Linked DNA regions of Homo sapiens: region 1 is linked to region 2. Evidence: read pairs that join two places in POLR2A ChIA-PET (ENCODE). Cell type or tissue: K562. All regions are shown on one strand. Links, peaks and the distances in the headings refer to the core of each region. The heading gives the core; the rest is flanking DNA. Region 1 holds the start of SYNGAP1 (synaptic Ras GTPase activating protein 1). Region 2 holds the start of B3GALT4 (beta-1,3-galactosyltransferase 4).

Region 1 (12,719 bases), core at 4,627-12,626, 150 kb after region 2:
ACTTTGGGTTTTAATCATCTAAGGGACAAAGATAAACATGGTTGAATCAAGGAGTGGGATTGAGTTCAGTTTCTCAGAAGAGGGGTAAGGGCTAAAGGGGTCAGGGATTGGGGATATTTTGTTGGGTGGGGGAAATGTTTCTCACCATCAGCACCTCACTGTCTTCCTCGATCTTCCCTTTCCACTCATAGCTGAAAGGTCAGAGGGGGAGAGTTGTGGGGAGCAAAGAATTTCCCCCAGGAAAGAGGTTCCCAGTCAGCTCCTACAGTTAGGTTAACCCCCCAACTCCTATGACTCACATGGATGTAATCTGAGGGATGAGGTTGACGCAGGCTGCTAGGCGCTTCTCCACCACGGCCCTGGAGTGAAGAGACAGTCCCATTCAGAGTACCCCATAACCCCAGTTTTTGTACTGGCAGCCCAGAGACAGGCTTCCAGAGCTGGAGAAAGGAGAAAGCAGCACTCTTCTGCCCCACCCCCAACTGTCCCTTCATGATCATCCTTTCTCGCTGCACATCGAGGTCCCTACCTGGCGATCTCCTTGGCGACCTTCTCGTTGGGGCAAGTAACAAAGGCTGCAGAGACCGAGCCCGGAACGTAGCCAGAGCCGGAATCCGAGGCCGGCGAGGGCTGGGTCGGAGGGCTTCCAGAGGCCATGGTCAGCAAGACTCGGGGTAGCAACAAAAGGCGGGAGGCCACAGGCAGCAGCGCCGGCATCCAAACAAAAGACAGGAGCAGAGAGGCCTGAGAGCAGGAGGCGAATTCGATCTCTCCTCACAAACAGCCCAGGAAATTACACCCGGGGAAGCCTTCGCTTAGATCCTCAGGCTCTGCCCTCCCTCTGATGCACCCCCGAAGAATGCCCCTGAAGGTGAGAGAGAAACTTGGAAAATAAAGCAAAAGCTCATTTCACTCACACCTCAGGGGGCCAACCTCTGGGATTTAGGGTGCGGGTAGCGGTCGAGGCTTCGAGGACCGGAAGGGGCGGGGCGGGGCCGGTCACTCACCACTCCGCCGAGCAGGACCGCGGGAGCCCGCCCCCCACTCATGCGGCCTACGCTGGTACAGGAGAGTTGATCTCAAAGGCCACACGTCACACGGAGAAACAACCCCAGGAAGAGCGGCCTCTTCTTACCTGGGTGGCAGCCACGTGATTAGAAAACAGCGCGCACCATGTGACAGTAGAAGAAGGACCACCTGCGCCTCCAGAGCCAGCCAATCCCGACCCTATCATGGCGCGGTTTGCCCACCTCCTGATGAAGGAGGAGCCATGGGAGACTTGACCAATCGACTACCGCATCTGCAGACGTGCGCGGAAATGGCACGCCCGTTTCCGTGTGAACCCGAAACTGCCACTTGCTGGCTGAGGAGAGCCGCTGCGGCGTTCCACTGTCACGTGAGGGGGCCGGTCCTCTTCGGCGGCGGCACTCAGTGAGTGACGCCAAGTGGCCAATCACAGGCCAGCCTCGCAGGCCACGTGAGGCGAGAGCTGGTTCCAGGAAAGGGGGGCCAGAGACCCCGCAGAGTCGATGCGTCAGGCTGTGGAGTGGGGAATCATCCTTAAACCCCACAATGTGCCTAGTGACCTCCCCTGCACTGTTTCCGAGGTCTTAAGGAGTGGGAGGGTCTGAGAAGGACCCTTCACCCCAAACTCAGGGGTTAAGAGAGCGCCCCCTGCCCTTTTAGTTGGGCAGAGATATGCCTGGGTTTGGGAATGAACAACGGTGATCTAGAAGCCCGCTGTCCCTGGGTAGCAGGGAGTGATTAGGCAGGCACGGGCATGGCAAGACAATAGCTAGCTGAGGAAAGAAGCATTTTAAAACAGAGCGAGACCCTGTGGTAGAGGATGGTGAAAATGGGGCCTAGCCATCTTAATTGAAAACCCAAAGCTTGAGACAGACTACTGAATCAGAGGGAAGGAGAACGAGGGCTGCAGGATGGGGACAGTGGTGATGGTCCTTCTGTCCCCTCTTCCCTGCCTATTCCACTCCCCAGGATTGGTCCACCTCTCAGCCTCGGGTCTCCTTTCCCTAACCCATCCCCCAAGGAGCCAGGACCTGCCCTACATAACTTCCCTGGGGCCCAAGCACATCCTGTGACCCAAAAATGGAGAGAGGGGCCAATGAGAGGCAGAGAGGTGGGAGGAGGTGCAGAGAAAAAAGCTCTTGCCACTGCCCCCACCCAATATTTCCCCTCCCTTCAAGGTCTGAGGTCATTGGTCTGGTGGTGGGGATGCCTCGGAGTTTCCCAGGCTGACGTCAGGGTTATACCTCTCGGAGGTTCTAGGGCAGGGAAGTGGGGAGGGGAGGTTCCCTGAGATCTCTGTCTTTGAGTTTGGAGTTTGTCTCTGAGACAGATTTCGGAGGGGTCTTTCAGTATTTGTGTGGAGATCTTTCTTAGGATTGAGTTTCCTTTTATGCTTCTGGTTTGGGGGGTTTCTATGTTTCAGGGTCTGTGGTCGCACTCTGAGGTCTTTCGAAGTCTTCTTCATGAATTTTGGGTCTCTGAGTTGTCCATCTCCGGACCAGCTGAAGTCTCTATCTCCCCTTAAGTCAGGAGTGTCTCTGTCTCTAAGTTATCAGTCTCTGAGATCTGAGTCTGGGGTCTCTTTCTAGGTCTGAGTTCTCTAAGCTCTAATTCTACATCTGGCTCTTTCTGAATCTGGGCCTCATCTTTTTCTGAGTCTAGGTCTCAGGTCCTGGTCCCTGAAATCATCATCTCAGGGTCTGGAGTCTAAGATATCTGTAGGTATGGAGAACCCTTTTTAGACTGGATTTTCAGATTTTGATATTGAGCTTCTCTCTCTGGGGGATCTGGGGTCGTTTTTTCCTCAAATCAGGAGTCTCTTTTCCTCTAGATTTTGGCCCTGTGTCTCAAATTACCCCACAGTGGGGGGTGGTGAAGTATCTTTCTCTGTGGGTCTAGGGTCTCTCTGTCTCAGGGTCTGGGGTCTGCATCTTTAGGACCTCTGTCTCTCTCTGGTGTGTTTTTGAGTCAGGGGTCTCTCTCTCTCTCACAATCTGGGCCTCCCGGAGTAGGGGTGGGGGCTGCAGAGTCTCTCCCTCCTCCTCCTCCTCCTGCTCTCTTCGCTCTCGCTCGCTCCCCCGCCCCCCCTCTCTCTCGGCTGCCGCTGCTGCCGTTGGCTCTTATTCTCCTCCTCCTCCTCCTCTCTCCTCCTCTCTGCTTCTCTCTGCTCCTCTCTCCTCCTCTCTCCTCCTCCTCCTCCTCCACCTCCTCCTCCTTCTCCCCCTCTTTCTCCCCCTCTTTCTCTCTTCTTTCTCCCCCGTCCCCCCGCCCCCTCCCCCCAGGCCTGATGAGCAGGTCTCGAGCCTCCATCCATCGGGGGAGCATCCCCGCGATGTCCTATGCCCCCTTCAGAGGTACGTGGTGGGGGGAGGGGGAGGGCCATATGGGGGGCAACAGGGGGAGGGGCAGGGGGCGGGGGAGAGTCGGGGCCGAGGGAAGGGAGCGGCTGAAATGGAGGGAGAGGGGAGGACCGGGAAGGCAGGGGTGGGAGCAACCGGGAAGGAGGGATTGGAGGCCAGAGGGATAGGGGTAGATAAGGGATGGAGGGGCCAGGAAATGGGCCTTGAAAGGGGGCTGAAGGGAAAATGATGAAGGGGAAAGAAAGCGCCAGAAAGGGGTGGGAAGGTAGAAGGATTGGGTTGGGGAAAAAGCTGCAGAAATAATTTGGGGGTGGGAGCTGAGTGATGAGGAAAACATCAAGGAAATAGAGGGACAGAGTCTTGGGAGAGGGGCTAGGAAGGAGAAATGAAAACATAGGGGTGAAAAGAGAAGCCAAGAAGATGTGGGGGGATAATTTGGTGGGGGACTCAGAGTATGGTAAGGGGCGGAAAAAGAGAGGAGGATGGAGGGAGAGAAGGGGCCAGATGGAGAGAGAGGGAGGCAGTGGGGGGTGGGGGGATGGAGGGTCCAGATGGAGGGAAGAGAGAAGAGAGAGGGAACGGTGGGGGAGGGGAGACCAGGGCAGGGGGAGGGCCAAATTATGTGTGCTTGGGGGGGTGGCAGTACAAGTAAGATGAAATGATGGGAGTAGGGGACAGGTTAGGATCCTGCCCCAGACTCTGACCCTCTTAAAGGCTCTTGACCAGTAAAATGTAACCTCTGGGGTCTTAATGCTGTCTTCACTTCATCACTTTTACCCCCTTCCCCCACCCCTCCAATCCTTATTTCCATTCCCCCTCCCTCCTCTGCTGTCCATCACCTATATCTTTCCCCCCATATGGTGTCCGTTCCTTATATGAGTCCCCCTTCTGTCCTTCCCCTATATCAGTCCCCTCTCTGGTGTTCATTGCCTCTCTCTTATCTCTTTTCTATGTGGTCGCTCCCTTATATCTCTATCACTTCTTTACTAGTCCGTCTTGACCCCTTCTCATAGCCTCCGCATTAGGTCTGCCTCCTTTGCTCTGACACATGTCCAGTCGAGCCCTTCAGGTGTATTCCCTTGCCCCTGGGCATTTACCATCATTTCTGCCTCCTTTTCTATCTACTCCTATTATTTGTCTCCCAGACCATTCCTTGTCACCACAAGTCTGTGCCTACCCACTTTCCCTTAATACCTCAACTCTTATTATCATTTCTCTTTTCTTGTCTCCTCTACTTATTGGGGTGTTGGAGATTTGGGGTACAAAGACACAGGTTTTGATGATTAGAACAAGGGATCCCCATCTCAGCCCTTGAGGGATTTCTCATCCTAGTAAAAATTTCCCGTTTCTCAGCCATGTTGCTCTGCCTCTTGCATCTGCCTCCCAGAATCATTCTTCACCAAGTCCAGACAGTATGTGTGTGTGTGTTTCTAGAGTTGTTCCTAAGTTCCCTGCTGCCAGGAGAAAGATGCCCTCTGAAGTCTAACCCGCCTCCCTTGGCTGCAGCCTGAACCAGCCCTTTCCCCAAATGCTTATGTGTATCAACAGATTTCTCCTCTGGGTATACCAAGTGTCTAAGTGCGGTGGGCATGTTGCCTGCAATGTCTGTAGTTTCAGAGGCTAGGTATTGGTGATCTCTGTATCTAGAGAACATTAGTTAGTCTCTGAGATGGGTTGAGATAGAGTTTCAAAGTATGTGGTTTCTAAATGGTGGACATTCTGAGGGTTCATCGCTCACTGTGATCTGGAGGTTGGGTAAATTTGAGAGACATATTTATAGACAGAAAAGGGCTGAATTTGCAAAACTCTGCTACTCAGTGCATTCTGTTGGAATGAAGCTCAAAGACCAGTTCTCCTGCAGTATACTCATGGTTATCCCATAAAGGTGACAGAGTTTGATCTTTTTTCCATCTAAAATCTGATACCTTAAGCCTAATTTCTAGCTCTTTGCTGTCGCCAATGTGACATCTCTCTTACTTCAATAGGGCCTGTGTGGCATTGGGGTTTAAAGGAGAGGCAGTTTGCAGGGAGAGCGGCATGGCAAGAACAACAGAGCTGGGGAAGGAGGACCCTGGTCTCATCTCAGCCATAGGCGACACTTGGTCTACTGTTCTCTCTTCTCAAAGTTTTGTTCCCATCTCCAGCTCTTGTCTTTGGAGGCCCCTCTGTGTCACCAGGCCTGGATATTCCATTCTTTCCCCCTGACATCTTTCTTCCTCAAGCTCCTCACTGTGCCTTGAGAAGGCTCCTGACCTATGGAGTGGCTTCCATCCTGTCCACTGAGACTAGGTGGGGTGAGGTGGTGGGGGCAGTGTTGAATCTCTGGGCACTGAATGGGAGAAGAGATAAATTTGGTCTCTACTTGTCCAAACAAGGGCATATTTCCCACCTTCTGCCCTGGGGCCTCCACAGCCAGATGCCGACAAAAGCCATCTTCTCCTTACCACCAGAAGAACCAGAACTTTCCCTAAAGGATGAGCAGGGTTGAACTAGGGGAGGAGGGCACAGAGGAGGGAAGAGTTGGGAGGGGAGGCCCTCTCATGTCTCTGACTGTGAACAGGTAAGCTCCCCGACTTCTTCTTTTCTAGATATTTAGCCCTCAGAATCTCATGATCCCAATGTTCCTACACACACACCCCATCCTTCTTTCCCACAGCCATGTAGCTTTCCTCATACTCTTTTATAGAGGGGTGGTGCCACCTTCCAAGTCCTTGTCTTCTGCAGCTATTTGGATGCCTTCCTCTACCCAGATATCTGACACCAACTTCTCTGTTTTTCTCCTGCCAATTTTGCGGCACCTCTACCTTATTTTCCTGAAGTAGATGGAGAGCTCCTTCATCTTTCTCTGCCCCCAAACGTGTACCTTCTCTGTCATATAATTCCCATCCCTGAACCTCTGCATTTCTTCCCCCAAGTCTCCAGAGCCTTCTGTGATGTGATCCTCTCCTCTTTTCCCCTTTGTATAAATGCTTGTCTTGTGTTCCTTTAGAGTTGCCAGGTGTCTCACTTTCAACTGTGATCTCCTGAAGGCCGGTAGGGTCCCCTTCTCACTTTGTGGACTCTCTTCTTGCCATTTTAGGCCTCTGCTTCCAAATGCATAGAGCCTCCCTTACTGTTTCTGTGTGTCTCTGTCCTCCAGATGTACGGGGACCCTCTATGCACCGAACCCAATACGTTCATTCCCCGTATGATCGTCCTGGTTGGAACCCTCGGTTCTGCATCATCTCGGGGAACCAGCTGCTCATGCTGGATGAGGATGAGGTGAGTGTGGTGAGAAGGCTGGGAAAACGCATGTGGGAGAATGGGGAGAGTCCTCATTAGTGAAGGGGAGAGAGACACAAAGAAGGCAGACAAAGAAGAAACATTTGCAAATGGCAGGAGGGTGGCCATTGAGACTTGGGTTGGAGTGTGACAAGAGGGGTAGTCATTCTCTCATCTTGGGCAGGGAGTCTTTGAGGGTTATGAGCTGTGTTGGGGAGGAGATGTGGTTCTGAAGATTTCGGGGGTGGGGAGGCTCCTGTTTTCACACTGTCCATATTGTAGGATAGGTTAGAATGGGGAAGGGGAACTGAAGGGTTTGGAGAAGGGGTGAAGACATGGAAGGCCCTCCCAACCAAAGCAATCCTCAGGACCCCTCTCTGCTTTGCCCACTGAGCAAGACTCCCAGTCCTTTCTCCATCAGGGGGCAGAGTGCAAGAAGAGAAATTGCAGGACGCAGAGAAAAGGCAGGGGATAGAGGAGGTTTTAGGTAGCTGGAGGATACTGGGAAAGAAGACTGAGGTCAGTGGATCTTGGCATGATGGGGTGAAGACTGGGAGAGTGATTGAGATCAAGGTTTAGAGAGACACTGAGAGGGCTTCTGCAAGGGAGTGGTTGGACATCAGGAAGGAATATAAGGGAGGGGAACTGGGAGTATGTGGAGTTATCTAAAGGAGTACAAGTGGAGTAGGGGCAGGGACTAGCCAGAGTAAAGGAGATGAAACGGACAGAGGCCTCTTATGGGAGGTGGTGGCCAGGTATGGAGATCTGAGAGCCAGGGAAGTGTGGGTTCTGATTTGGGAGCTGGGTCAGCAGGAGTGTCCATTGGAGGAAATAGAGGATAAAAACTGGAATGGTGCCCCACAAGTGTGAGTCAGGGAATGGGGGTGATTTGGGGGACAAGCTTTAAAAAATGGTAGGGTAGCCTGGAAAACCAAACGTGGTGAGAGATGGACCCTGAAAGTTATTGGGAATGGTGTGATGAGGAAGGGTTAGAATTTGAGTCAGGGCTAACTAGAGTGTCAAGGGACCTATGGGGGCAGGTGAGAGTGTGGAGAGATGGCTGGGTAGACAGCTTCCAGGCCACAGAGTAAAGTAGAGGTGTTAAGGAGAGGATATGGTGACTTTGAAAGGAGAGGTGGCTTGGGGAGTCTAAGTTTTGGACACCATTGGGAGACATTTGAGTGACTGTGGTCAAACCCCTAGATCAAGGTTTGGAGTCTGTAGGAGAAATGGGGGAAACTGGAACCCAGAGTGGGGACTGTTATAGGGATGAAGAGGGAAGACAATGGATTGGGGTAATGAAGGAATGACAGAGATAGGGACAGACTGAAGGGACCAGTGGCCAGCAAGTTGAGGGGCAATAGGAATGGCCGGTCTGGAGCAGGAAGGGCGTGTGTGTGGGAGGAGGAGTAGATAGAATTGGGAAAATGAGCAGCCTGAACAGACGCAGGGAGTTGGAATTGGATGGGTGGTGGAACTGGGGCTGGGGGATAGTGAGGGGTCTGTTCCTGTGGCTCTTTGTAGAGGTGGAGGAGACTGCAGGGGTGGAGGTGTATGGAGGTAGGGATGGAGGTGGACAGGGGGAGCTGGGTGTGAAGCTTAGGGAAAGGTGATGGCTGAGGGGAAGAAGGGAACTGAGAGATGCTGGGTCGGGTGATGGAAGGAGATGAAAGGTGGGGGAAGGTGACCAGGCCCTCTGGCGGGAGGGGAGGTTGGGTCCCAGTCTGGCCGCAAGCCGGGCCGTGGGAGGGAGACAAGCTGTGGATCCTGATTATAAATGCAGCTTCTGCTACCCCCGTGACAGGCTCGGAGGGAGAGAAGGGGGTAAGGGAGGTGGGAGGTTGGGAGGAAAGCAGGGAGAATGGAGGAACTGAAGGTCAAGGGAAAACTGGATTCAGGAAGTAGCTAACTTCTGAGGAGTTGCAGAAGAGCTGAGTAGGGTTTGGGAGAATTCTCCGGAAGGTGTTTCAAGACAAATGGAGGGAGAAAAGAGGGTGGGACGGCAAAGAATGAGAGAGAGAGACTGGGGGAGAGAAGGGAGAGATCCAGTCACCAAGTGTGGAGGGGCCGGGGCAGAAAAAGTGGGCAGGCTTAGGGGGAAAAGGAGGCCCGCCCTTCCTGGGAGGAGGCGGAGGGGGGAAGAGGGAGGGGAGGGGCGGCGTGGGCCAGGGAGGTCTGACACACCCCCACCTCCCCTAGATACACCCCCTACTGATCCGGGACCGGAGGAGCGAGTCCAGTCGCAACAAACTGCTGAGACGCACAGTCTCCGTGCCGGTGGAGGGGCGGCCCCACGGCGAGCATGGTACGGCGGCCGAGCAGGCTCTCATGACCCGGACAGGCGCGGGGAGAGGGCTGAAGATGGACCGGGCTGGCGGGGCGGGGGCGTCGGGGAGCGGCGGGAGCTGGCCGGGGGCGGGAGAAGGCGGAGACAAAGTCTTGCTTCCCGAGGGGAGATGGCGCCCTCCTCTGGAAGGTGGAGCGGGACAGGGGCTGTGGGTGAGAGGCCCCTGTGGGTCCTCGCTCGGCTTCGCTCCCTTTCTCCTCTCCAGCAGTGAAGTTTGACTATTTTCCTGGTGCTTGTAAAAATAGTCTCCTTAGATCTTTAGCTTCCAGTCCGTGTGTTCCTGCCCCTGCCCCTCCCAGCCCCTGGTCTGGGATCTTGGAAAGAATGACCTAGTTCCTGCCCTCCCCCCAGACCTCTTCCCCACCCCTATGCTCCTGATTCTTCTTCCGGACCTTCAGTCCTTGAGGTCTCCTTTTATTACCCCCTGTTTTCTCCTCTCATCAGCTGCTTCTATTTTCTGCAATTGTATCACCCTTTCTCTTTCCTCCCTGATTTCTCTTATTTTCTGTACCCCTCTTGATTACCCCGTCCCTCCCCTCTGCTCCCGGCGAAAGTCCATCAGACTCCCATCTCATCTCCTTTCTGTCTGTAGAGCTATCTGCGCGGTCTGTCTCTCCAACTCTCTCCCTCTCTCCATCTGTCTCTTCCCCTCCCTCCCCCTTTCTGCCCCCCCAACCCCCTCTTTAGTCATTTAAAAAAAGATTTTTGTCTTCCTGAGAAGTTCGCTTAAAAGGTTTCCATGGGAACAGTGAGGGGAGATGAAGGCAGAGAACAGAGATCTGCAGCCAAGGTGCAGAGAGACGCCCTCAGCCCCCGGAAACCCCCTCGTCACTGCCCCCTTCCACTTCATTTCCCTTCCCGGACCTAGCGATCCAGGTTCCCCATTCCTCCAACCCCCAGGTGACCCCTTTTTCCCACCAGCTCCCCCTCCCTTCAGGAATTCAAGCTACCAGTTTCTCTCCCTTAGAGAGCCAGTGACCTGTCCCCATCCTTTGGCTCCTTCCAGCCTTCTGATAGGTCCAGGCCCTACTAGCCTTGTGGGCCGGTTTGGGGACCTTGGGTGGGTGGGTGGGTGGTCAGGGATGTGTGTCATTGTCATGGAAACCCCATACCATCGGGGTGTGTGGGTAGCACATCTCTGTGAGGCAAAGTCAGGTGGTGGTGGAGTGTATACAGAGAATGTGTGTGATGTCTGTCACATCTGTGTGTATATGTATATGTGTGTATGTCATGTTCATGTCTGGGGAAGATGTGTGTGTTTGTGTGCATGTGTGTACACCTGCGTTTCCAGGCCAGAATGGTCACATGCTCACAGAGCATGTTTATCATGTGTCCTGTGGTTGGCAGATCTGCCCACTTATTCCCCATCTTTCTCCTTATCCTGAGTCCTCAGGGTCTAGGGGTCTCTGGCGGGGGTCTCCCGTGTGTTTTGGGTGGGGACACCGTGTGTGTTTGGAGTTGAGGTGGCATGTGGAGGTTGCTGTATTGGGGTTCAGTAGGGGCTGGGAGGGGTTCCAGGGGCATATGTATTTGGGGGGAGGGCTTAGTGAAAGTTGATGGGGGTGAACGTTTAGGGTCTTCAGGCAGACATGGAATGTGTAAAGGGCATGGAGGATGTGCAGTGGACATAGGGGTCGTTGGGACCTTGGGGACTTGGCAATGCCAAGGTGTTTGCTGAGGCTGTGGACTCTCCAGCCCGGGAGAGGTCGCCGGACCTTTGAGGGGCATTGGAATCCTGGGCTCCTCCTCTGCTGGGTGGAGCCGCGAACCCTCGTTCTCTCCGCGGTTTTGTGTGTGTGGGGGGGTCCTGCTCAGGAGGGGATGGTGGGTGGCCTGGTTTGTTTTGGGGGTCCCCTTGCCCCCCTCCCCCGTCTCTCTCGCGCTGTCTCCGGGCGACAGGGCTCGTGACAGAGGCGGCCACGGCAGCAGCGGTCGCCTAGCAACGGCGGCGGGGCCCGGGCAACGGCGGCAGCGGCGGGAGCGGCGGCGGAGGGAGCCGTTCCCGCGGCCGTCACCGCGCGGCCGTCCCGGCCGTCCCGGGCCCCGCCGCCGCCCCCACCGCGCCGGGCGGCGCGAGCCGGGCCGTACCGCCCCCTCTCCCTCCGCACCCCGCCCTTCCCCCGCGCAGGGGCGGGGCCCCTCCCCCACCGGGGACACCCCTGGCCCCCCCGGGGGGCGGTGCGAGGTAAGGGCGGGGCCGGGCGGACTAGGAGCGCGCGTAGAGGGGGGGGCGCCGCGCGCGTGGGGCGGGGGCGCGCGTGTGCGTGGGCGCGGGGAGGGGGGTGGGGAAGCCGCGGTGGCGGCGGCGGCGGCGGCAGCTGCTCCCTCCGCATGTTCTCGCTGCATCTTCCGAGTGGGGGGAGTTATGGTAACCGGAGGGGGACAGCGGAGGACGGGAGGGTCGGGGACCGGCCTCGTGCGGACAGGGTCTTGAGCACGCGGGGGCGGCCGGTGTGTGTGGGATCTTGGAGCCCCTGGTGGAAGGGGCAGCCCGTGTGTCCGCGTGTGTGTTCGTGCCCATGCTCGTGTCTCCTGTGTGTCGGTGCCATGTGCACACGGGGGCCCAGTTCCTCGTGCACACATGTGCAGCCATCCTTGTGCAAGTGTGTCCTGTCTTATCTTGCCTCTGCCTGTTTCCTGCCTAGGGGGCTGTTGGGCCAGCCACGGGCTTGTGGGGCAGTCCGCGGCCTTGCTGGTCCATGTCACCTCTGACCCTGAGCATGCATATCCCTGGCTGGGGCTCACCTCCTGTCAGGCTTCTGTGTGTGGGAATGTGTGGCCCTATGAGCAGGATTTTCTGTGTCCCTGGTGGCAGGTGTGTGTCTTTGCATGTGTGTTCCAGCACTGGCCTGAGTATCTGTGTCAATCCCAGCATGGGTGTCCAGGGCGTGTCTGGATGTGGGTGGTGTGGCTGGGGGGAGTAAGTGTGTGAATGTGTTCCTTGGAATTCTACTGTGTATGAAACACCTTTGGGCTGGGCAGGTGTAAGCCCTGCTTGGTCAGTAAGTGGGGACAGAAAAGCTTAAAAAGGGAAGAAATGGGGTAAAGAGGAAAAGTGGGGAGGGGATAGGAGAGAAGGAATGAGAGAGGCTTGAAGAAGAGAGCAGAGAGCAGCAGGCCAGGGAGAAAGAATAGCTGGAGAATGGGAATGTGGGAGAAAGCCAAGCCAGACTTAGAAGAGAGAACAGGGGATAAGAGCTTAAGATGGGGAACTGGATAGAGATGGTGGGAGAAGAAGGGGTCTGGGAGCTGGGGAGGCAGTGGGGAGGAGAGAGTCAGGCCTTCTGGTAAAGTGATCTCTGAAAGAAGAAAGGGAAGAAGATGGGAGAAGGCACTGGATTCTTGTAGGCCTTGCAGGATCAGGCTTGGTTTTGGATCAGGGAAGGCCACTCAGGCATACGGGCTGGCTCACAGTGAGGCCTGTCATAGCAGGGACTGTCATTAGAGGTTCATATCCCCAGCACAGAGCTCTGTCTCCCATTTCTCTGCTCTGTGTCCAACCCTGTTCTTCGCCCTTCTCTGGCAACCTCCCTCCTCTGGCTCCCCTTGAGAGCTGCCAGCTGGGTGTGGAGAGGAAGAAAGGCCAAAGGGAAGGTTAGGGATTTGGAGGGCAGGGGGAGATTCTGTGGGTGATGGCAAGATTAGAGATGTTGGAGGGGCAGGAGTCCAAGCCCTTGCTGTGTGTGTGTGAGTGCCATTGTGTGTGTACACAGGGTGTGTACATG
Region 2 (8,000 bases), core at 1-8,000:
GCCCGAGGAAGGGTCACTGCTCGGGCGCACGAAAGCTGTCTAAGGCTTGGGCGTATATGGGGAACTCTGGCTTTTGCCACGCACTTTTGGGAATGGGCAGGAGACCTGCTTCCTCTCTCCAGAGGTTGCATTTTCCCAAGCTTGAACGCTTCATGTGCCTACTCTGCAGGACTGAGGAGTTTGCTCTGTGGTGTGAAAACCTAAGGAATGGGGGGCGGGTGTCTTGCCACTTGTGTGACAGGCTTAACCTTTTTGTATGAAGTTCGTTTGCCTTATCGGCCTTACTGTTTGATAGTTTACTGTGTCTGATTTCTTCCCCCGTACTTTTTCAACTAGTCTCTAGTGATCCCTGAAAAGTTCCAGCATATTTTGCGAGTACTCAACACCAACATCGATGGGCGGCGGAAAATAGCCTTTGCCATCACTGCCATTAAGGTAAGTGAAGTAGGGTAAGGAATAGGGAATGTAAATGAGAATTGGGTTGTGAAGACATAAGCAAAAATGAAGCAAGGCTGGGGAGACTTGAGTCTCATCCAGATCACCTTGACTGCTGGATTAAGAAAAGAAAGTGGTTTAGGGAGAGACTGACCCCTTTAGCATTTACCACAGAAAATAAGTGATTAAAGCCAAGATAGTGGTCTAAGGTCAAGCCAAAACATTTCACCTGGGGAAGTGGGGAGGAGGTATGGTTGCTCACCCGAATTCGCTAAGATTTTCCTGAACCACGAGCTTGTGAGATTTCTTCTAGATTCGGTTTCTTTACCCATCCCACCATCATAACAGCAACCCTTCCTGCGAAATTTATATTCCCTGAGAATTGGAGGATTATTGGGCATCTTGAGGGATAAGTAGAAATACCAACAGATAAAAAGTGTGAAGAAGCCTGTAGATGGAGGGTGGAAGAAGTCTGAGTGGGACATTTACTCAGATGAGCCATAATTGACACTCCTTTCCTGTCGAAGTGTGAAGGAGTACATCCATCTTTCTTTGGCTTTTAAGAATCGAATCAATGAATGCAAGAATATTATTTCACTTGAGTATTTCTCTCCACAAACCTAATGAATTCTTGGCTTTCTAGATACATAACGTTCTTTTTTTTTCCCTTAAGTCAGAATGTGTAGTTAGTTGTGGAAATAGCCTACCAGTATGTGTCCATGCGTGCAGGGCTAGGCCTGTCTTCTTGGCTTCTGTTGCATGGTAGGTACTTAGGCGACGTTAGGGAATGGATAGTAGTAGGGATACTGTTGGCTCTGTTGAGGAATTTGTAGAGGGAAATTCCTTCTGTTGGGTGCTCTGTGAAACTAATAAGGCAGTGTGAAATACTGTACTTATTTCAGAGACCGGCTGTGAGGCTTAAGTAGAGGTGCAGCATTCATAAGTGTAATAGAGAATAACCTTCATGGATGTATCTAACTAAAAATTAGAAATCTTATTTCATCTATATCTCTTCCCACACCCATTTTGAAGTAAATCTTTTCACTTGTAAACATATAATTAAATTTGAGGCTTAGTGCAGTGGCTCACTCGGAGGCTGAAGTGGGCGGATCCCCTGAGGTCAGGAGTTCGAGACCAGCCTGGTCAACATGGTGAAACCTCGTCATTTAATTAATAAATTTGAAAGACCCTGCTCTCTTCTGAATCAACCTAATAATTTGACCCTTGGTCATGTTTATTTATTTATCCCGAGACAGAGTCTCACCCCGTCACCCAGGCCGGAGTGCAATGGTGCAATCTTATCTCACTGCAACCTCAGCCTCCCAAGTAGCTGAGATTACAGGCACACGCCCAGCTAATTTTTGTATTTTTAGAAGAGATGGGGTTTCACCATGTTGGTCAAACTGGTCTTAAACTTCTGACCTCAGGTGATCCACCCACCTCAGCCTCCCAAAGTGCTGGGATTATAGGCGTGAGCCACTGCACCCAGCCACATTTATTTTTTGAGACTGTCGCCCAGGCTGGAGTGGCGGAATCACTCTTCACTGCAGCCTCGACCTCCAGGGCTCAAGTCAATCCTCCTACCTCAACTTTCCAAGTAGTTGGGGCTACAGGTGTGCACCACCACATCTGGCTAATCTGGATCTTGCTGTGTTGTCCAGGCTGGTCTTGAACTCCTGGGCTCAGTGATCCTCCAGCCTCAGCCTCCTAAAGTGCTGGGATTACAGGCATATAGGCATGAGCCACGGTGAAGCCAACCCTTGATCTCTTTCTTGCAGATAGGAACTGCCATTTGTTTTAGTTTCCTGGAGCCTACTGTAACAAGTTCATATAAACTAAGCAGAAAATTACTCTTGGCGCTGGAGGCACTTAAGAATCCTACCTTGCCTCTTCCTGTCTTCTGGTGGTTGTCAGTAATCCTTAGTGTTCCTTGGCTTGTAGCTGCATTACTCCAATCTGTTGCTGTCATCTCATGGTCCTCTTCGTGTCTCTCTCATGATTTGTCATTGGATCTAGAGCCCACCCTAATCAAATATAACGTCATTTTACCTAATTATTTCCGTAACGACCTTATTTCCAAATAGGGCCACATTCTGATGTTCTAGTTGGACAAAATGAGGGGCAGGGCTCAGTATTCAGTTCCTCCTTCACTCTCCAAATCACTTTGGTTCATGAGTTCAGATGGCATGGGTGCTAGTGCTGGTGTTGATGTGATGCTACCAATGTAAGCATTAGTTTCTTTTTATAATAACTTGGGCAGTCAGTTCTGGGCACTGACAAAATTGAGTTTGTGATCTTGGAATACTTTGATTATGGGGATACAGTGATTTGCCTAAATAATTGTGACCCTTAGAGATTCTGAGGAACTGACAGCCCAATACCTTAATCAAAGCCTGTAACTCATAAGACCCTGGTTTACTGCATCAGCTTGGAGTGGCAGGCCCCTTGTTCTCCTAAATGCAAGAATCAGAAGGCACTTAGTGACAACTACATATGCTGAGCAATGGGGGAAAAAAAAGATACTGCCTGCTTTCAAAGGGTTGTCTGTAATACTAAATTCTGTGTTCATGATTCAGTCATACCCCTGAACAAAGTTACTTTTTTCTTTTTTTGAGACGGGGTCTCACTGTCGCCCAGGTTAGAGTGTGGTTGCGTGATCTTGGCTTGCTGCAACCTCCACCTCCTAGGTTCAAGCTATTCTGCTGCAGCCTCCCAAGTAGCTGGGATTACAGGCACCTGCCACCATGCTCAGCAACTTTTCTTGTATTTTTAGTAGAGACAGGGTTTCACCATGTTGGCCAGGCTGGTTTTGAACTCCTGCCCTCAATGTCATCTGCCCACTTGGGCCTCCCAAAGTGCTGGGATTACAGGCGTGAGCCACTGCGACCGGCCCAAAGTTAACCTTCTGTCGAACGGTTTATATCTGGAAAGGTGGGTGAGGAAAGGGTGACCTAGGGGATTGCAAAATAGATTATTGCAGATCCTACCTTTGTGAGCTTTTTGAATGAGGCTATAAAGGAATTTAAAAATCAGATTCAACACTAATTCCGAAACCCCTCACTTCATTCAGGGTGTGGGCCGAAGATATGCTCATGTGGTGTTGAGGAAAGCAGACATTGACCTCACCAAGAGGGCGGGAGAACTCACTGAGGATGAGGTGAGGACAAGGAAGGGGGCTGGGGGTGGGGTCAGCCTCAGAAAGGGGTCCATCTAGATCTGACCTTGGTCTGCCTGCCAGGTGGAACGTGTGATCACCATTATGCAGAATCCACGCCAGTACAAGATCCCAGACTGGTTCTTGAACAGACAGAAGGATGTAAAGGATGGAAAATACAGCCAGGTGTGTACTGAAATGAGGGCAGGATTAGAGGAAGGGTGGAGGGTCCTAACAGAATTGGGCATAGGAGGTCAGGGGATAAAACATCCCTTGCCCCCTCCTCTGAATCCAGGTCCTAGCCAATGGTCTGGACAACAAGCTCCGTGAAGACCTGGAGCGACTGAAGAAGATTCGGGCCCATAGAGGGCTGCGTCACTTCTGGGGGTGAGTGGGGGGTCTCATCTCCCTGCCTACCTCGACTCAGCATTCCTCCTACTCGCTCTTCTTTTTCCCCAACCTTTTGTTTCTGCTGTGCATGACCTGTGACTCTTCTCTTTTTACCTGCAGCCTTCGTGTCCGAGGCCAGCACACCAAGACCACTGGCCGCCGTGGCCGCACCGTGGGTGTGTCCAAGAAGAAATAAGTCTGTAGGCCTTGTCTGTTAATAAATAGTTTATATACCTATGGCTTCCTGTCCTTTCTGTCCATTCTAATAGGGAATGTTAAAGTGCTGGGTCCTTTTTCCATTTAGAGCTGCCCTACTCAGTTGCCCACACAGTGCTATTAGTTTTAGCAGTGGTGATGCTGCAGACCCCCCAGTCTCCCTATATGTAGCTAGTGATGTCCCTCTCTGTAAAGAGAAATGTGAGGGTAAAACAGTTCAGCCTTGAGGGGCTGACCCAGACCAGTTTAGAGACCAACACCCTGGGGTTGGTGTGCAGCATCATTGTGGAGTGGGTTAGCTGAGCCTAGCCAGTTGCAGTTAAGGTGAGTTTGCAGGTCTTGGTCACTCTGGGTTTTTTTGTTTTTGTTTTTGTTTTCTTTTAAGGGGTCATCTAGTCATAAGGGAAAATCCTTCGGGCTGTGACCGAAGCAACAAAGGCAAAAACGCGGACGTTGGTTATGAAGGGTGTGGTCTCCCTGGTGGAGTACGTCGGTGGGTTGGGATGGGGAGCGGCTGGACAGACCGGTCTCACTCCGTTTGGTGCCACTCCACCCGCCCGGGTTTCCGCGCCCTGCCGCGCTGCTCCGACGCCGCTTCCGGCGGGGATGGGAGCGCGCAACGCGGAAGCGGGCGGCAGACCGGCCGCCGGGGCGAGGCGGGGGAGGGGCCGTGAGTGCCGCAGTCGGCCAGCCATGGAGCGGAGCTTGCTGGCGGCGAGGCCGCGGCGACAAGGTAGCCACCCCCGCAGCATGCCTCGACCGCGGTCCGCAGCTGCACCGCCTCTCCCCGCCCCCCAGGGTGCGCTGGTCCCGGTCGCGCGCTCAGACCTCCGCATCCCGGGCGTGGTCGGTTAAGTCCCCGGCCGTGACCCAGGCCCGGGGAGCTAGTCTCCGCCCTTCGCTCTTACGGATCCCCTCGGAGTACGCCGCACCATGCAGCTCAGGCTCTTCCGGCGCCTCCTTCTCGCCGCTTTGCTGCTGGTGATCGTCTGGACCCTCTTCGGGCCTTCGGGGTTGGGGGAGGAGCTGCTGAGCCTCTCACTAGCCTCCCTGCTCCCAGCCCCCGCCTCACCGGGGCCGCCCCTGGCCCTGCCCCGCCTCTTGATCCCCAACCAGGAAGCTTGCAGTGGTCCCGGGGCCCCTCCCTTCCTGCTCATCCTGGTGTGCACGGCTCCGGAGAACCTGAACCAGAGAAACGCCATTCGGGCTTCGTGGGGCGGGCTGCGCGAGGCCCGGGGGCTCAGGGTACAGACGCTATTCTTGCTGGGAGAGCCGAACGCACAGCACCCCGTGTGGGGTTCCCAGGGGAGTGACCTGGCCTCGGAGTCAGCAGCCCAGGGGGATATCTTGCAGGCCGCCTTCCAGGACTCCTACCGCAACCTCACCCTAAAGACCCTCAGCGGGCTGAACTGGGCTGAGAAACACTGCCCCATGGCCCGATACGTCCTCAAGACGGACGATGATGTGTATGTCAACGTCCCTGAACTGGTATCAGAGCTGGTCTTGCGAGGGGGCCGTTGGGGGCAATGGGAGAGAAGCACGGAACCCCAGAGAGAGGCTGAGCAGGAAGGAGGCCAGGTTTTGCACAGCGAGGAAGTGCCTCTTCTGTACTTGGGCCGGGTGCACTGGCGCGTGAACCCCTCTCGGACACCGGGGGGCAGGCACCGCGTATCAGAGGAGCAGTGGCCTCACACCTGGGGCCCCTTTCCACCCTATGCCTCAGGCACGGGGTATGTGCTGTCAGCGTCTGCTGTGCAGCTCATTCTCAAGGTGGCCAGCCGGGCACCCCTTCTCCCATTAGAGGATGTCTTTGTGGGGGTAAGTGCCCGACGAGGAGGCCTCGCCCCAACACAGTGTGTCAAGCTGGCTGGTGCCACCCACTACCCGCTAGACCGGTGCTGCTATGGGAAATTCCTGCTGACGTCCCACAGGCTGGACCCCTGGAAGATGCAGGAAGCCTGGAAGCTGGTGGGTGGCTCTGACGGGGAAAGGACTGCGCCCTTTTGCTCCTGGTTCCAGGGAGTCCTGGGCATCCTGCGGTGTCGAGCAATAGCCTGGCTTCAGAGCTGAGAGTGCCTGGGGCCACAGGAAAGGCAGGAACAGGACCTTCTCTCTCCCAGGCCCAACGCAGGGGCCCTCACTGGCTGCAGCTGATCTGTTTCCTTATACCAGATCCTCAGTCTCACTAAAGACAGCGATATGGGAGACACCCAGGGGCCTGGCCCGCCAGCCCAAAAGATGGTCATCGGGAAGAGAAAAAGAAAAAAATGCTGCAGTTGTTCTCTCAAGCTAGGGCAGAAGAGGGGTGTCAAGCTCCTCAATAAACTTGTCTCCACTTCTTCGAGTGCAGTGTGGTCTTCACCAGGACCCCCAGAACACCACAAACCTGGAGAGCCCAGAGGCTGCCAGACCCTGCTGCATGGGAAGGACATCTCCAGGGACATGGGAGAGAGGACAGCCTCTCTGAGGAGGAAGGCCCCTAAAAGGCAAAGCTAAGGCCACAGCAGCCACAAGGTATGGGGTGGGGGTAGAGGCAGGACACTGACCCCTCCGATCCTAGAATGGCCTCATGCTTGGCAAGGGGGAGGGGAACAGGTCCACAAGATGATCCAGACACATTATCCAAAAAATCGCTTTCCTCTTTAATACCAACCCACCCCAGGAGACAGCTGTCCACCCCCAGTTGGGGAAGGGGCCACACTGCCCCCACCTCCTTGTTCCAGGGAACACTCATTTCCCTACAGGTGATCTTGGGGAGAGACTGTTCCCAGGCAACCCTGGAGTCTGGCTCAGCGCACAAATCTGTCCAGGGCAGATGGCCGGGCCCCCGTGGGCTTGGCCTTCGCCTCCTTATGATGCTGCTGCTGAAGGCTCTGCCGGACCTTGTCCTGGGGACCGGAGACGGGGAGGACACAGGCACAGAGTGAGAAGTGGCAGGCTGACAAGGGCAGAGGCACAAGCAGGAGGGTGCAGCCTGTGGAAGGCCCGGCCCATGCCAATGCTCATTTACCCTGTGTTCCTCATCCATGACCTTCCTCTTCCTCTTCACCAGGCTTGCCGTGGAGCTGCGGCCCTTCTGCTTTGGCTTTGGCTGGAAGGGAGCCTTAGCCTGCGGGTCATAGCCCTGAGGGAGGGGACAGGAGTGATATCTGTTACAGCCTCGGAGTCAGGGAACTGGCAGCACCCACCTGCTGGCCGCACTTCTGGGGACAAGCCATGGTGGGGAGAGGATGTGGGGGAGAAGACGGGCCTGGGCATTCAGGGGCCTGCTCCATACCAGCCTCTCTATCTGCTCCTTCTTTCCCTGCTCCAGGGAGATGACATCCACCTCGGCCAGGGCTCGTGGGTCCAGACAAATAAGCTCTGCAGGTACCTGGGGGTGTCACAGAGGGACAGGACTCAGCAAGGAGCCACAGGAGGGTAGCACCAAAAAGAGAAGCCAGGGAGGCTGCTGAACCCCTCTACCCAAGACCCCCAGCATGAGACATCAGGAGAGCTTTCTCTACCTCCAACCCCAAACCACACCTTCCCCAGCAGCAGGGGCCTCACTCTCTGCAGCAGGGGAACCTCACCTCCAACAGGGGCAATCTCACCCTCTCCAGCAGGGGGGAACCTGACCCTCTCCAGGAGAGGGAATTTCACCCTCTCCAGCAGAGGGAAACCTGACCCTCTCCAGCAGGGGGAATCTCACCCTCTCCAGCAGAGGGAAACCTGACCCCGTCCAGGAGAGGGGAATCTCACCCTCTCCAGGAAGAGGAAACCTTACCTTCTCCAGCAGGGGGGAACCTGACCTTCTCCAGCAGTG

What was found. Peaks named below come from ENCODE experiments on the same cell type or tissue, not always from the same donor. Only the 100,000 strongest peaks of a DNase experiment are listed, where the experiment ranks them.
Region 1: POLR2A ChIA-PET joins it to region 2 with 12 read pairs; 19 of 35 experiments call an interaction of 5 or more read pairs at or near these places.

What each region holds. Positions count from the first base shown.
Region 1 is chr6:33,416,952-33,429,670 of GRCh38, forward strand. SYNGAP1 (synaptic Ras GTPase activating protein 1) reads left to right here and starts at 3,114. Exons shown (of 19, transcript NM_006772.3): 1 at 3,114-3,380; 2 at 6,526-6,647; 3 at 8,847-8,952. The coding sequence starts at 3,314. It overlaps CUTA (cutA divalent cation tolerance homolog), which reads right to left and starts at 1,156. Exons shown (of 6, transcript NM_001014840.2): 1 at 1,008-1,156; 2 at 530-744; 3 at 300-359; 4 at 146-191; 5 at 1-18. The coding sequence starts at 1,049. RefSeq lists enhancers at 8,429-8,971, 12,121-12,719. In K562, for the core only: CTCF peaks have their summits at 9,129 (motif pointing left), 10,700 and 11,795; DNase peaks (open chromatin) are centred at 8,370, 8,930, 9,050, 11,150 and 3 weaker places; H3K4me3 peaks cover 4,091 bases.
Region 2 is chr6:33,272,292-33,280,291 of GRCh38, forward strand. RPS18 (ribosomal protein S18) reads left to right here. Exons shown (of 6, transcript NM_022551.3): 2 at 337-435; 3 at 3,506-3,592; 4 at 3,674-3,775; 5 at 3,885-3,976; 6 at 4,100-4,220. The coding sequence ends at 4,175. B3GALT4 (beta-1,3-galactosyltransferase 4) reads left to right here and starts at 4,832. Exons shown (of 1, transcript NM_003782.4): 1 at 4,832-6,534. The coding sequence starts at 5,129. The coding sequence ends at 6,265. WDR46 (WD repeat domain 46) reads right to left here. Exons shown (of 15, transcript NM_005452.6): 13 at 7,473-7,568; 14 at 7,206-7,319; 15 at 6,817-7,083. The coding sequence ends at 6,985. RefSeq lists enhancers at 4,230-4,962, 5,697-6,428. In K562, for the core only: CTCF peaks have their summits at 4,986, 5,839 (motif pointing right) and 7,859 (motif pointing right); DNase peaks (open chromatin) are centred at 4,451, 4,960, 5,850 and 7,880; H3K4me3 peaks cover 5,493 bases.